Regions from separate parts of the Homo sapiens genome. Here region 2 is linked to region 1. A link is a loop called in an ENCODE intact Hi-C map of the cell type or tissue named here. Cell type or tissue: OCI-LY7. All regions are shown on one strand. Region 1 has its middle 63 kb from the start of ZNF385D-AS2. Region 2 has its middle 530 kb from the start of ZNF385D-AS1.

Region 1 (8,000 bases):
TTATTAGCGAATATGTGCCCAGGTGTCTTCATTGTTCGGTGATAATAAAATGTTTTGTGATATCGAACATCACTGAAATGTAATTTTATCTCCTTATTGTGCATTGTTTCTTTTTTGTTTTAAAATAAATTGGCCTCAAAAGTAATACTTAAATGCTAGAGGGATGGAAAGTTGTACATTTTCATTCACATACTTCCTAGTCTAACATTTGACGATACAAAAATACAATCCCAGTGCACATGATTTAGTCATCTTTCTATGTTTATAAAATAAACCTCTAGGTGGATAAAGAGGAACAATAAGTTTTGGTTGATATAAAGGTGGAAGCTAGATGGTTCAGTTTTTTAAAAACTAACAAATAACAACAAAAATAATAAATCCATGCTGGGTATTGATTAGGCTTTAGCTGTCTTCTTTTCGATACACACTAAGATAAGACTCCAGTCTCAGTCTTGGTTAAATTAATATGGTGATCACATGAATGCATCTATATGAAGTTCTGCGCATATAATCCTAAATCAAAAATTTCTGTTTGTGCACCCATACACCCACTGTGCAACTAGGGTGGGCTAGAGGAGAAGCAAGATGCCTTCTCTGAACATGTCATCCAATCCACCAGATGGTTCATAGCTTACCTGGAAAAAAAAATCTGTTTGATGTTTGTTTCTCCTCTTGCTCAGTCACTGTCTCATCTTAATCGTCTGAAACCTAGAAAATAAATGAGAGTTAGCCACAATCAGCACACCCTATATAAAATAGTAAGGAGAAATGGAAGTAGAAAAAAGGAGAATTTAGTTAGCTAAATAAATACATGATGCCGTAAGGGGCATAAAATAAAATAAGGATAGCCGCCACAGTCTTGATTTTGCAGCTAGTCATGAGACTACGGATACTCAGAAGAAGCACATTGGATCTCCTGTGTTTGAGGTATATGTTCTTATTATATTGTTCTTACTATATAGTTCTTAGTAATCAATATCAGTCACCCAGGCAATGTATTAATCCCCCTCTTGCCTGTTTATCAATAATGTGAGAATTCTGAAATAGCCATGTGGCAGGCTCAAGAGAACCATTATTGTATTCTCTGGTCTAAGCATTCTTATCTCAGGTAGTAAAAAACCCCTCCAAACTAGCAGAGTCGAAAGGGGCAAGACTATTGCAGCCTCCACCTGATCAGCCAAAGTCTTGCCTTTAATAGGTCTGTATTCATGTGTACTTGGGTGATAACGTCAGCAGTAGCTATTTCATGACTGCCTTTCAAGGACTACCAATATTCCATACTCTAATTGTAACTCATTCCTCACTGCCTACAAACACAGCCATCAGAAAAATGATCCCAGTTTTTTTCTTAAAGTTTTGCTGCCTACAATGACTTCTAGAAGTCTGTGTCTTGGCCAGAATTCTCCATTGCAGACAACAAACTCACCTCTGTCTAGTTTAAGCATTTAAAAAAAAAAAAAAGTATTAAGAACACATTGGAGAAATACAAACACAGAACCTAGTGCGAATGTCAAGAACATTTTCTGATATCATATCATGAGCCCTTCCCACCCCCTGACACTCCCAAAAAGGAACTACTGCGTCTCTCATATCCATGCATCATTGCATCAGAAAAATAATACTGTAATTTCTGGCTCTAAAATCACACAATTTGTACCACAATCAAGTACCTCCTAAATAGGAAGCTCTTTTATAGCTGTTGGTTCGAGGGACGTGCTGCCCTGTTCATAAAAATATACCAGGGGGAAAAAAAGGCCCAGGCCCCACCTCTTTGCCCCCATATAATTCAGTTCAAAATTAAAGTACCCCATAGGTATATCTGATTGTAGAACCCAAATCACATATATGTGCCTTAGTGTTAAGGGAGGCAGAGAAATTTTTTGTTTTATTTTGTTTTTTTCATTTACCTTTAGGAAGTTGGTATCTACACCATGGGTAAGTATCTATTAAAATATAGATACTTGAGGCAGCCACGAGTGACATATATCCAAAGCATCAAAGATCCCAAAGGTCAGCTCTTTCCTACTCAAACTTAACATGTTTATCATGTAAACTGTTCAGGTGATGTAATTACAGGCATCCCAAGCTTCTTTTTTTCTGGTTTCCATTAACATTCTTGCCAGTGGAAACATAGAGTCACAACATCTCTCTTACTGTCATATTGTCATGGGAGCAGGGATATATCAGGAGCCTCATTAATTCCAAATGTCGAAGAGAGGAATTCCTTACACAAGTCAAAAATTTTACTTTAATGTGGCCCAAGTAACTATTTCTCTAATTAAAATAATTGTCATTGTCGAAACCGCAAAAATTTTGGTGACATCATTTGACATTTTAAAAAGTTCTACAAATTAGACACAAAATTTTTGATTTTAATGTAAATCAAACTTCTAGGAGACTTCATAGACTCTTTTTCCTTTCCCTGCCATACGTCCAAGATCTTAACATCCCTTGACTGCCTGCATATTTCCATCTTGCAAACTACTATTCACTTTCTTTTATCATTTAGCTCTTTCCTAAATATTACCTAGTTGAATCCCCTAAACTTGGTTTCACTTCCCACTCCAACCGGTCCTGCATACTGCCACTATACTTTATTTTCCCCAAAGGGAAATCTTTCATGTTTAAAAACACTTCAGTGGGCCAGGCATGGTGGCTCATACCTGTAATCCCAGCACTTTGGGAGGCCGAGGTGGGCAGATCACTTGAGGTCAGGGGTTTGAGACCAGCCTGGCCAACATGGTGAAACCCCATCTCAACTTAAAATACAAAAAAAAAAAAAAAAAATTAGCCAGGCATGGTGCTATGAGCCTGTAGTCCCCAGCTTCTCAGGAGGCTGAGGCAGGAGAATCACTTGAACCCAGAGGCAGACGTTGCAGTGAGCCAAGACTGCGCCATTACACTGCAGTCAGGGTGACAGAGTGAGACTCTGTCTTAAAAAAAAAAAAAAAAAAAAAAAAAAGCCACACATTTCAGTGATTCAACCATAGCAAAAAGGCATCTTCCAGCTACTTGTAGGAATCTCATGTCCGCCATGTTCTGACTCCTATCTTTTTGAATATACTTAGCTCTTACCAGTTACCCTGGTGAACTCTAATCAGTCAAATAGAAATACCTCATTTTCCATATATACCAACCTATTTTTAATCTGGGTTTTGGAACATGCATGTCTTTGCTTGGAATGTCTTCTTTTCCACACCACAGATTCTTATTTTACCATCTGTTGCGTAGCTCTCCCTGGCCTATCTGCTATTTACTCTGTGGTATTCCTACTTCACTTTATGCATGCCATCATTATTGTGCTCACCTCTCTGTGTTTTGCTGGGTGGTGATTTTTGCTGTTTATAAACATCTGTGTCCTCTCTTTGCCATGAGCTCCTGGTAGAGGTCACTTTATATCTTGACTCTTCAGAGGTTGGCATGGTGTCTGGCATTGTGTCAAGCTCTACGTTTCTTCTGAAAGGGTTGTAACACTGCAGTTATATGCTCACCTAAAACTTATTGCTGCTTGTAAGATTTAAACTCAGCAATATTGAAACCATTGCTGATCATTACTTAAATATATCAGTCATTTAAAATAGACATTTCAGATCTGTGGTTGCTAACTTAGCCACTGGAGGGAGCCCATATACCATGAATTTAGAGGATAATTACAACTCACAAACTATATTAAGTATAAATAATTACAAAGAAGGTCTTTAAACAAAATAAGGTGAGCTTTGCTGTTGTAAAGTCATAGCTATAACTAGTCTTTCAGCTGAAAATAAATAAAAGTGTGTTTTCATCACAAAGATAAATCATATTGCAAAAGAAAGGAAAGAGCAAATCAGAAAGAATTAGAAAGTTTAAAACTCAGGGATGTTTTTGGCTTCAAACATTTGCTCAAAAATTTTTCTTTGCATTTATGCCAATATAATATTTTAATCTTAATTTTTTAACAAATCGTGCTCTCCAAGAGGTAATATTACATGAATTGACTAAGTATAACATACTAGTTCTTAAGATAGTATTTGTGACAGTGGATTATTAACCTAATGGTCTCAATTTGTTTAACTTTAATTATTATAGAGGTAATACTGTTGTTTTTCTTGTTATGTTGTTCAAAGGAAAATAAATCAGAAATTATCTAGCTTAGTGCAATTTAAAAATACGTTTTGATATATATGACTATGCAAGTTTAAAAATTTAAGAGGTTTTAAGGAATGGAAAACATGTATCTAACTGCCTCGAGACACAGAAACAAGTATTCTATCATTGGATATTTTTGAACTTCCTAAGTCCAGGTGAAAGTTTTGAACATGTTAAAAGTTGTTTTTGTAAGTTATCTAAGGCAATGATTATGTTTAAATTGAGCTATACAACCTGTACAATGAAAATAATTTTCCGTTTGCAAGATAAAATTTAAAAACTAAATACAATTTCAAGTGATATTATTAAAAGTCTGCAGAGATGGTTGCCTTATTAGGGAACTAGAATTTACAACCATGGCTTTGATAAAATGTGGAATATCTCTTTTTTAATTCTCTGAGTTCTAAAATAGCTAGACTTGACGAGAGGGAAATTCTCCTTGTTGCCAATTCTCAATTTCCATGCAACTTTCAACCTTCAGAATACTGTTGGTACTCTGTCTTGGCATGGCTAGAATTTCAAATGAACTTCTAACGATAACTGATTTGAATGAGTTCAGGGGGAAAACATTCAATGAGCTAAATTATTTAAGGACACAATAAAGTGCTTAGAGGTTTATATTTCACATAAAGGCTAGTTAAGTAGCCTTTTAAAATATTATTTATGGAGATCATGACTCATCTTTGCATATCTCATGTGCTAATTCCCAGACCACAGACCAGTGCAGTAAAACAGCTCGATGACATGAGTGCCATTTAAGAATAAGCTGTCTGTGCAAGGCACTTTTTTGTTTGTTATTATTTTTTACCATGTTTTACATTTTGTGTCATACCTCCTTCCCTTCCATAAATGTGCAATTCATATTTGGAATGATGTGTATCTGTGCTAAAAGCAGATGTGGATGAGGTACGATGACAATCCAGTTTGTTCTGCCTTATGTCTACAATGCTTCTAATCTACCAATACTCTTCCACATCAACAATACCTGGAATTCTCACCATTTTAGATGAGAAACTTAAAGCTCTGAGAGGTTACGTGACTTACTTGATATCATGCAGGGAGTGTTACAGCCACCATTCAGGCTAGTCCTATTTACCTCTAAATTCTATTTTCTTCTCTTCTCCTATGTTTTTCAAGCTTTTCTGATTGGAGTTTATTGTAAAAATCACACTTTACATAGGACCAAATACATACACGCAATAGAAATTGTCCAAAAAATGCTTATTTTTACAATATGTCACTTACTCTGACATTCTGCATTCTATTCTATTCTATTTCATTTTGTAAAATATAAAACAAGTGGACTTTACAATCCACAATGCATGGTTTAAAAAATCACTAATCTGCATCTTATTTCTTGGCGTTATCTTGCACGTGAGTAAATAGTTTTTGGAAATTAACTTCAGAGGGCTATAGACCAATTGAGGTAAAAGAAGTAGAAAAACTGGTGGAGAGAGTGAATGTCTCTTAAATGTAATTAAATTTAATTTAAATTTAAAGTCTGTTAAAGACCTATGTTTAGCTCCTTTGCAAATAAATAGGACTTGTTTTGGTAGGAAACCAGTAAGTCTTAATCCTGATATTTCTTCAAGTGTATTTTGAGAAAAGTCATGCTTACATTAATGAGTTTTACCAAATCAGTAATGATAATAATAGTTTTAAATCTAATCAGAGCAAAGCACAAACAAGTCTATTTGGAGGAGCAAAATTGAGTTAAGGGTAAGAGCACACTTTGAAAATGATTTCTCTGGATTGTTGTATTCTTAGAGATATCTGGAGGAATTTATTTGGGCAAACCTGAGGCAGTCATTTGCTATTATTTCTCCTTCTAGGTTTCTGTGCTGAGCCAGCATATTCCTGGCACTGTAGCGCTTTCAAAGCTGTGCACTATAGAGGCTGAGAAATTCAGGCAAACATCCCTTTCACCTAAATTCTATATATTCAAATTTTTCCATCTCAATTATAAAAATAAGATTTCATTTGAGGTGTTTTAATTTCCATTGCTTGTAGTGATATTTTCATTCAGAATGCTTCCTATCCCACGAAGCAAGTATTGGGAGTTAATTTTTGAAGAAAAGTTTCAGTTGCCCTCGAAACAAACCAATATCATATAAACTACAGTTAAATTAAAATGGATATTTTGCATGAACACATGGAGACCAGTATCTTTGCTGCTGTTGATAATATTTCCTTGATTTAGTATTTGTGATCAGCTTGGTTCTCACTTTGAAAAAGCTATTAAGCAGACAGAGTGAAACTTTTCTAAATCACATCAATGACAGAAAATCCTATGGATTATTGAATTGGGGGAATTAGTATAAATTTAAAAGTAAGTGAAACTTACTGTGTCTTCAGAACTTTAAAAATATACCATTTAGGGATAATGACAATAGACTACCACCTCATTAATTAGTATCTCAGATTGTTAGAAAACGTCAAGGCCTCTCAGCCTAATTTCAAACTAATGTAACCACTTGTGTTAGAATATTAACTGGACATTTTCCACTGCTGTGACATCAAAGCATTCATTCCATCAATGAATATTTATTATTTCCTGTGTGCTGGATTCTAGTTTAATTGCCAGATACACACAAGTAAAACAGAAATAAACCCATGTCTTATATCATTTACCTCTGAGGAAAAAAGATAGTAAACAAATAACCATATAATGAGGTGTGTGACAATGATAAGGCCATTCAGAAAACCAACAGGATAAGGGGTTGAAAAATGAATGGTGTGGTCAGGATGGCTGGGCAGACATTTGAACTAGTCACGCATTACTTGAAAGCTGTGCTTTAAGGTATCAAAATGTATTTTTTTATATTTTTTTTACCTGTGATCTCAGTGTACTTCCTGGATAGCTCCTTGTTCATTCTATCCATTAGATAGATAATACTGACGATGAGAGTCTTAACAATGAAAACAGAACAATAATAACAATAACGAAATATCTGTTTATTGATTACCTTCTGCGTGTCAAGCAATAATTAGATAAACACTTTCCCTCTATCCTTTTATTTTCATAAAAATCTTATAGAGTATTACTTTAACCATTTTGCAAATGATGAAATTATAACTTCCTAGAAAACCTATAAATTTGCTGTACAACTATTGTCAAAGGTAAAATCCAAACCTGTATTAGTCCAGTTCCAAGTGGGTTTGCTTTTCTGCCATGCTGCTTTAAAAATTCACTTTCTCTTCTCCCACCTTGAAATTCTTAAATACTGTTGGAGACCAAAAACAAAATTATAAAAACAAAAATCGTACAACCAATGTGGTTTGAAACCACTGAAAGTTCATGGTGTCTGTTTTCCTTTGGCTTCTCCATAATGCAAGTCAATCCTTATTTATCTTTTTGACTCTTTATTACCCCTTCCCATCAGCAATTCTTCTGCTGCTTCTCTTGAATACTTGAGCTGCCCATTTTGCCATTTCTCTACTTCCTTAAGAAAATAGCATCTTTTCTCATACCTGTCTGTGTCACCGTAACTTACCTTTTTTCTCTTCTCTTCTCTTCTCTTTTATTTTCTTTTCTGAGACGGAGTCTCACTCTGTCACCCAGGCTGGAGTGCAGTGGCGCGATCTTGGCTCACTGCAACCTCCGCCTCCCAGGTTCCAGCAATTCTCCTGCCTCAGCCTCCTGAGTAGCTGGGATTACAGGGGCCTGCCACCATGCACAGCTAATTTTTGTATTTTTAGTAGAGATGGGGTTTCACCATGTTGGCCAGGCTGGTCTCAAACTCCTGACCTCAGGTGATCTGCCCGCCTCGGCCTCCCAAAGTGCTGGGATTACAGGCATGAGCCACCGCTCCTGGCCCCATAACTTTTATTATACTGCCTGAGTCTACCATCATTCTTTCTTTCCCACTTCT
Region 2 (8,000 bases), 880 kb after region 1:
TACAACTCCTATTTTTAGGAAGAAGGAACTAAAGCTTAGAAGAGTTAAGCAAATTATATAAAGTGCTCCCATTTTAATAAGTTGCAGAGTTAAAGCATGACTAAAACTCTGTCTGATGAAAATTCTTGCTGGGTATTTCAATAAACAGTCATGAAAAGACCTTTGTGCTTAGAGGTTGTGGCCTAATATAGGTGCAAGAAAGTGAACCCTCATGGTACAATCTGTGAATGATATAGTAAGTCTGTTGCATAAGAAGAACTGGCTTTGAGAAAAAAAAAAGCTGCTTGAGAGGCAAGTATATCCTGGACTATTCAAAAAGAAAAGCTGATATCAAAAAGGAGAACTGATATACTTAAAAACAAAATAAAACTGCCACCTCTCCCACTATCCCACCCCAGTGATATCCTAAACACCAGGATGGAAGAAGAATTGAAAGAGAAAAGAAAACATTCATGCAAGAATGTACATTGTTAAAGCAGGTACCTTGCTAAAGCAGATATAAAAGGACCCAGAAAGAGCAAAATGAATGGTGATCCCAGAACTGTGTTTCTCTTCTAGCTTGGCTTCAGAGCTAGCTTTCTAGCTCCTACCAATTGCTCTCACAATGCCTTAGCCACAGCGTTTATCCATGCATCTTCAGTGAGCTGTGCCACATCGACATGCAGCTAAAACCCTGTACATGGTCAGCTATGATAATGAATTGTTCTGCATAATGATTTTGCATGTCCATGCCCCCACTAATAGAACATCATGTCACTGCTTCGTTAATCTGATTGCAAAGATTTTGTCGGGCTCTGCCAGATGTGGAGAATGGCTTCCTGAGCCCTGAGCTCTGATTAATCATATCCTGGGCTGTCAGATCTATAACTTGAGCAGCAAGGAGACATGCGTCTCTTATTACAGGTTATAAATGCAAACACTCAGGCTGTTGCTATTATCCAGTAACAGTGGCCCAGAGGCTCCAGATCTTTCAGTGTTTCAAAGAAATCCAGAAATCCATATTTTCTATAGCTCATGGGTTGGATGCCATATGTGGACCAAAGAAAATACATCTGCATGTGGCATCCAACCCATAGGCTACTTTACCTTACAATGTACATAGTACTCAATTGTTTATCAAGTGCTTCACTATTGATTATATCACCTGCAACTTGGAATGTGGGTAAGATAAACACCATTCCCTTTCTATAGGTAAGCAAAATTTAATTTACAGAGGTGAAGTGATCTGTTTATAATTGTATACCTAGGGAGTAGAAAAGACTAAATGCTGATCTAAGCCCTAGGACTTATGGTCATTTCAGCAACCCTAAAGTTCTCATAAACTTCCTTCTATGTTAATACAACTTGTTTGTCTTCTAATGTCATCTGTTCCCTGGTGACTGTTTCTGCTCTCCTGACCACTGCACATCTGTGACATCTGCTCAGCTAAAGTTAGTGGCTTCTATCTGTTGCCTGGTTCTAGACTTCGTGTTTGGCTTCAACTTATGCTTTGTTTCTAAAATCTCAAATCTCCTGGGTTTTTACTTCTAGCCCTGTTCTCTACGGTTCAAGACCAGCCCAGCTGATATTCAGCTAAAAATAACATTGTGTAACACATAGTTTATTACATAACTTAGTATTTAATAGTCAATGCTAATTGAATACAGAAAAGTGAGATTTAAATGCGGTTTAGATAACACACTGGTAGACAAACCCAGAAGAGGGGAGCAGAATTTATGTACAATATGACTCTTTATATGTTTGTTTTTCTTTCAAATTATGATAAGTTCTCATCAATGTAAAAGGCCATTATTTTACTGTTTGTAGTGGTTTCAGCATCTCTGAGGTGGGAAACAGTGGGTACTGCTGCTTGAAAATGAAAGAACTAAGTGCTCACTGTGCACCTCACTCTGTGGAAGAACTTTATAGACTTTTTTCATGGAGTACCTCAAACAAAAGGAAGTACTGATACTTGGAAAACATTAGTCGTAAGATGATATAGATGCTTCTAATTAACCATAGGAATCAAATTATCTATCATTTTCTTGAGTTTCTACATTGTGCTAGGCCTTCTACTAAGAACTATAAAGATGACATTAATAACTTACAATAATTTCCAAGATAGGTTTTAGAATTTTAGTCTATCACAGTTAATGGAATTGGGACCTAGAAAACTCACATAGAGTGTAGTGAATCCAGGATTTAATCAAAGCCAAGTTAGAGAGGTTCCTTATACCATAGAGGCTCCAAGGATACCACCTACCTTTCAGGTCACATAACTTCAGAAGGAACTGAACTAACTAAAGTGAGCCTTGATTAAAGCCCATAATAAACAGAGGTTTGAGGTAAATGCAGAAATTTCAAGTAAGAGAAGAAACTAATTGTTTGTTCCTGCTATGGCACAGCCACAAAGTTGATCTTTGGTGAGAATAATGAATCTATTTCTACGGCCTCCATTTTCTCCATGTGTTTATTTTTTCTTTATTCTTTTAGAAAAGGGATAGGTTTTCTTTCATTTTGTCTTCTTTTAGTTTCTCTGTTTTCTAGGTTTTCTTTCATTTTGTTTTCTTTTAGTTTCTCTATTTTCTAGGTTTTCTTTCATTTTGTCTTCCTTTAGTTTCTCTATTTTCTTTTTCTTAAAACATTCCTTTATAAAACTACAAGTTTATTTTGAGTGAACATAAGATGGGTTTGTCCCCATTCTACCCAACGTGTTTTAGTGAGCCCAAAGAACATGCAGGGTGAAGACATTATCAGTTCAGAGGGGGACCTGTGGTCCACTGGAAGGCAGGCATTGAAGAGACAGAATTAGAAGCAGCTGTGGTCAACTAAGTCCTTCCGTCCTACAGTTTCAGCTTTGTCCTTCCATTCATTCTTCTAACAAAGCGTAAAGTTTCATTCCTATGCTTTACCAAGAAATAGCCAACTAACCTCCACAATTGCTTAGATTCCAAAGTTCAGAGGACAGAGCACAACTGTGTCATTTTTTCCCCTACTGTGTTTTGAAAAGGTCCTATTTTATGTTTTATTGTATATCCAACAAAATGTGCAGGGAAAAGGCAAGCCTTCAACAAAATCATAATTTATTCCTAAAAGACAACTCTGAACTTACCCTGCCTTAAATCACAGCAGTCTACAATTTCAAAAACCAAGTGGAACAAACACGCCCCCACAGGAACTTAAGAGTAATAAAAATACAGAGATTGAACCCCAGACTCCTCAGTCCTCAGAAAATAACTGTTTCAAGCAGCAGCAGGTCGGCATATCTGTAAGACTGGATCTGTGTTATACCAGTGGGTATAGAAAGGACATGTGGCTGAACTTCAGCAGTTTTCTTGTCCAGAGAATTATTGCTTGCTTCACTTTGTACATCTGCTGAGTACTTAGAAAGGACAACTAAAATAAAATCAATGCCAGGTAGTTCTAGAGGAAATGCTTCCATGGATTCTGATTTCACCATCTTAACATGAGAAGAAGGATAGGGGATATGATATCATTACAGTTTATTGACATAGAAGCGAAAGAAGTAATACGCTTTCCACCCTGATATGCAATGAGAGGTTCAAGACAGTACTTGAGAAGTGAGAGGAAGAGAGCAGATAGGAGTCAGGACTAGCTTGCAGCTCCTGCTCACACGGACAGAGCAGCATGTGGAGACTCACATCATGAACTTTTGCTCCAAGAACTACCACAGGAACATACCAGGAAAGGCAAGAAAATACGCAGACCCTTTCAAGGAACTGGATCACCGCTGCAGGCTCCATGAGACACTGAAAAAACCGTGAGTCGGCTTGCTTTCTCAATGAAAAGGGTCACGTTCTGGGGCAAGTTCTCAGCCCTGGTCACTAGCTGCTAGGAAATAGACTTGGTACTACTGGGCGGGTACAGTTGGAAGTGAGACAGATCTTTAGGACTGCGGGCTATGTGGGAGTGGGGTGAAGCCTATGACTGCCAGCGTCTCGTCTCTCACTTACCTAGTAACCTGTATGACTCAGCAGAGGCAGCTGTATCTTCCAGGGAATATGATTTCACTGGACTGGGAATCGCACCCCCATCCCCCACAGCAGCCGCAGCAAGCCCCACCCAAGGAGAGGCTGAGCTCAGACATGCCTATTCCTGCCCCCACCTGGTAGTCTTTCTATACTCACCCTGGTAGCTGAAGAAAAGGTCATAATCTCTTGGTAGCCCTATGGGGCCCTTCCCACCACTTGAGAAACCTGAATACTTAACCAGGTATTCCTAGGGCAAGTCTGCATTCTCTGTATAGGACCACAGCTGATGTGCTCTGGAAAGCGCCACCTCCTGGCTGGAGACCAACCAACACAAAACCAGCACAGTAAACAAAAACACAGCCAGGGACCTTCACACAGTCCACTTCACTCCCTTGCTACCTCCACGGGAGCAGGTGCTGGTATCCATGGCTGAAAGACCTGACGATGGATCACATCACAGGACTCTTTGCAGACACTCTCCAGTACCAGCCCAGAGCTCAGTAGCTCCACCAAGTGGCTAGATCCAGAAGAGCAAAAGCAATCACTACGGTTGGGCTCTCAAGAAGCCCCATTCCTAGGGGAAGGGGGAGAACACCACATCAAAGGAGCACTGTGTGGGACAAAAGAATCTGAACAGCAGCCCTTAAATCCTAGATCTTCCCTCTAACATAGTCTACTCAAATGAGAAGGAACCAGAAAAACAATTCTGGCAATATGATAAAACAAGGTTATTTAACACCCCAAAAGATCATAGCAGCTCACCAGCAGTGGATCCAAACCAAGGCGAAATCTCTGAATTGTCAAAAAAAAATTCAGAAGGTCGATTATTAAGCTAATCATGGAGGTACAAAAGAACGGTGAAGTCCAACTCGAAGAAATCAAAAATATGATACAGGATATGAAAGGAAAATTCTTCAGTGAAATAGCATAAATAAAAAAGCAATCACAACTTGTGGAAATAAAAGACACACTTAGAGAAATGAAAATGTACTGGAAAGTATCAGCAATAGAATCAAAGAAGCAGAAGAAAGAAACTTAGAGCTTGAAGACACAGCTTGCAAATTAACCCAATCCCTCAAAAGCAAAGAAAATAAATTTTTAATGAACAAAGCCTTCAAGAAGTTTGGGACTATGTTTAACATCCAAACCTAAGAATAATTGGTGTTTTCCAGCAAGAAGAGAAATCTAAAGTTTGGAAAGCACATTTGAGGGAATAAACAAGGAAAGATTCTCTTGTCTTGCTAAAGATCTAGACATCTAAAAACAGGAAGCTCAAAGAACACTTGGGAAATTTATTGCAAAAAAGTCATTGTCTAGACACATAGCCATCAGTTTATCTAAAGTCAAGACAAAGGAAAGAATCTTAAGAGCTGTGAGGCAAAAACACCACATAACCTAAAAAGGAAAGCCTATTAGATTATCAGCAGATTTCTTAGCAGAAACCCTGCAAGCTAGAAAAAATTGAGGTCTTATTTTTAGCCTCCTTAAGCAAAACAATTATCAGCCAATAATTTTGTATTCAGCAAAACTGAGCTTCATAAATGAAGAAAAGATAAAGTCTTTTTCAGACAAACACTGAGAGAATTCAACACTACCAAGCCAACACTACAAGAACTGCTAAAAGGAGCTCTGAATCTTGAAACAAATCTTCAAAATACACCAAAATAGAATCTCCTTAAAACATAAGTTTCAAGGACCTATATAACAATAACACAATAATAAAAAAGGTATTCAGGCAACAAATAGCAGGATGAATAGAATAGTACCTCACATAGCAATACTAACATTGAATGTAAATGGCCTAAATGACCCACACTTAAAAGGTACAGAATGGCAGAATGGATAAGAATTCATCAACCAAGTTTCTGCTGTCTTCAGGAGACTCACCTAACACATAAGGATTCGTATAAACTTTAGGTAAAGGGGTGGAAAAAAATATTCCATGTAAATGGAGATTAAAAGTGAGAAGGAGTAGCTATTCATATATCATAGAAAATAAACTTTAAAGCAACAGCAGTTAAAAAAGACAAAGATGAACTCTATATAATGATTAAATGACTAGTCCAACAGGAAAATGTCACAATCCTAAATATATATGCACCTAACACTGGAAATCCCCAATTTATAAAGCAGTTACTACTAGATCTAAGAAATTAGGTAGACCACAACACAATAATAGTGGCGGACTTCAATTCTCCACTAACAGCACTAGACAGGTCATCAAGACAGAAAGCCAACAAAGAAACAATAGACTTTAACTATACCCCAGAACAAATGGACTTAACAGATATTTACAGAACATTCTACCCAACAACTGCAGAATATACATTCTATTCATCAGCACATGTAGCATTCGCCAAGATAGATCCTATGACAGTCCACAAAACAAGTGTCAACAAATTTAAGAAATTAGAATTTACAGCAAGTACTCTCTCAGACCACAGTAAAATAAAATTGGAAATCAATTCCAAAAGGAACCCTCAAAACCATGCAAATATGTGGAAATTAAATAACCTGCTCCTGAACAATTGTTGAGTCAACAATGAAATCAAGATGAAAATTAAAAAATAATTTGAACGGAATGCTAATAGAGACACCACCTGTCAAAACCTCTGGGATCCAGCAAAAGTGGTGCCAAGAGGAAAGTTCATAATACTAAATGCCTACATCAAAAAGTCTGAAAGAACACAAGTAGGCAATCTAATGTCACACCTCACTGAAGAGGAGAAACAAGAACAATTCAAATCCAAACCCAACAGAAGAAAAGAAATAACAAAGATCAAAGCAGAACTAAATGAAATTAAAACAAACAAAAGAAACAATACACATGATAAGTGAAACAAAAAGCTGGTTCTTTGAGAAGATAAATAAAATTGATAGACCATTAGTGAGGTTAACCAAGAAGAGAGAAGATCCAAATAAACTCAATTAGAAATGAAACAGGAGATATTATTACTGATAATAATACCACAGAAATACAAAAGATCATTCAAGGCTACTATGAACACCTTTATGCACATAAACTAGAAAACCTAGAGGAGATAGATAAATTCCTGGAAATATACAATCATCCTAGATTAAACCAGGAAGATATAGAATCTGTGAACAGACCAGTAACAGGCAGTGAGATTGAAATGGTAATAAAAATAATTGCCAACAAAAACAAGTCCAGGATCAAATGGATTGACAATTTAATTCTATCAGACATTCAAAGAAGAATTGGTACCAATCTTATTGACAGTACCCCAAAATATAGAGAAAGAGGGAATCCTCCCTAAATCATTCCAAGAAGCCAGTATCACCCTAATACCAAAACCAGGGAAGGACATAACAAAAACAAAAAAAAGAAAAGAAAACTACAAATCAATATAGCTGATGAACATAGATGCAAAAATCATCACCAAAATACTTGCTAACTGAATCCAACAGCATATCAAAAAGATAATTGACAATGATCAAGTGGGTTTCATACCAGGAATGCAGGGATAGTTTAACATATGTAAATCAATAAATGTGATACACCACATAAACAGAATTAAAAACAAAAATCACAATCATCTCAATAGATGCAAAAAAAGCATTTGACAAAATCCAGCATCCCTTTATGAGTAAAAACCTCAGCAAAATTGGCATAGAAAGGACATATTTTAAGGTAATAAAAGCCATTTACAACAAACCCACAGCCAACATTATACTGAACAGGGAAAAGATGAAAGCAATCACCCTGAGAACTGGAAAAAGACAAGGATGCCCACTTTCTCCACTTCTATTCAACATAGTACTAAAAGTCCTAGCCACAGCAATCAGATAAGAGAAATAATTAAAGGACATTCAAATCAGTAAAGAGGAAGTCAAACTAGTTTGTTGCTGTTTGCTAATAATATGATCATATACCTAGAAAACCCTAATGACTCATGCAAAAAGCTCTCAGAACTGGTAAATGAATTCAGCAAAGTGTCAGGATACAAAATTACAAATCAGTAGCTCTGCTATAAACCAACAGTAACCAACCTGAGAATCAAATAAAGG

What was found. Hi-C counts contacts between places; a loop is a spot of excess contacts. Peaks named below come from ENCODE experiments on the same cell type or tissue, not always from the same donor. Only the 100,000 strongest peaks of a DNase experiment are listed, where the experiment ranks them.
Region 2: a loop joins it to region 1, with 7 times the contacts of the local background. A loop is called at or near these places in 2 of 110 quality-filtered maps.

What each region holds. Positions count from the first base shown.
Region 1 is chr3:21,890,282-21,898,281 of GRCh38, reverse strand. It overlaps a transcript of ZNF385D not described here. Among named protein-coding and RNA genes, the nearest start is that of ZNF385D-AS2, 63 kb to the left of the region's middle. In OCI-LY7, CTCF peaks have their summits at 3,406 and 3,611 (motif pointing right); no DNase peak of the experiment used is centred here.
Region 2 is chr3:21,013,659-21,021,658 of GRCh38, reverse strand. No RefSeq gene overlaps it. Among named protein-coding and RNA genes, the nearest start is that of ZNF385D-AS1, 530 kb to the left of the region's middle. RefSeq lists an enhancer at 3,357-4,556. In OCI-LY7, CTCF peaks have their summits at 3,150, 4,165 and 4,365; no DNase peak of the experiment used is centred here.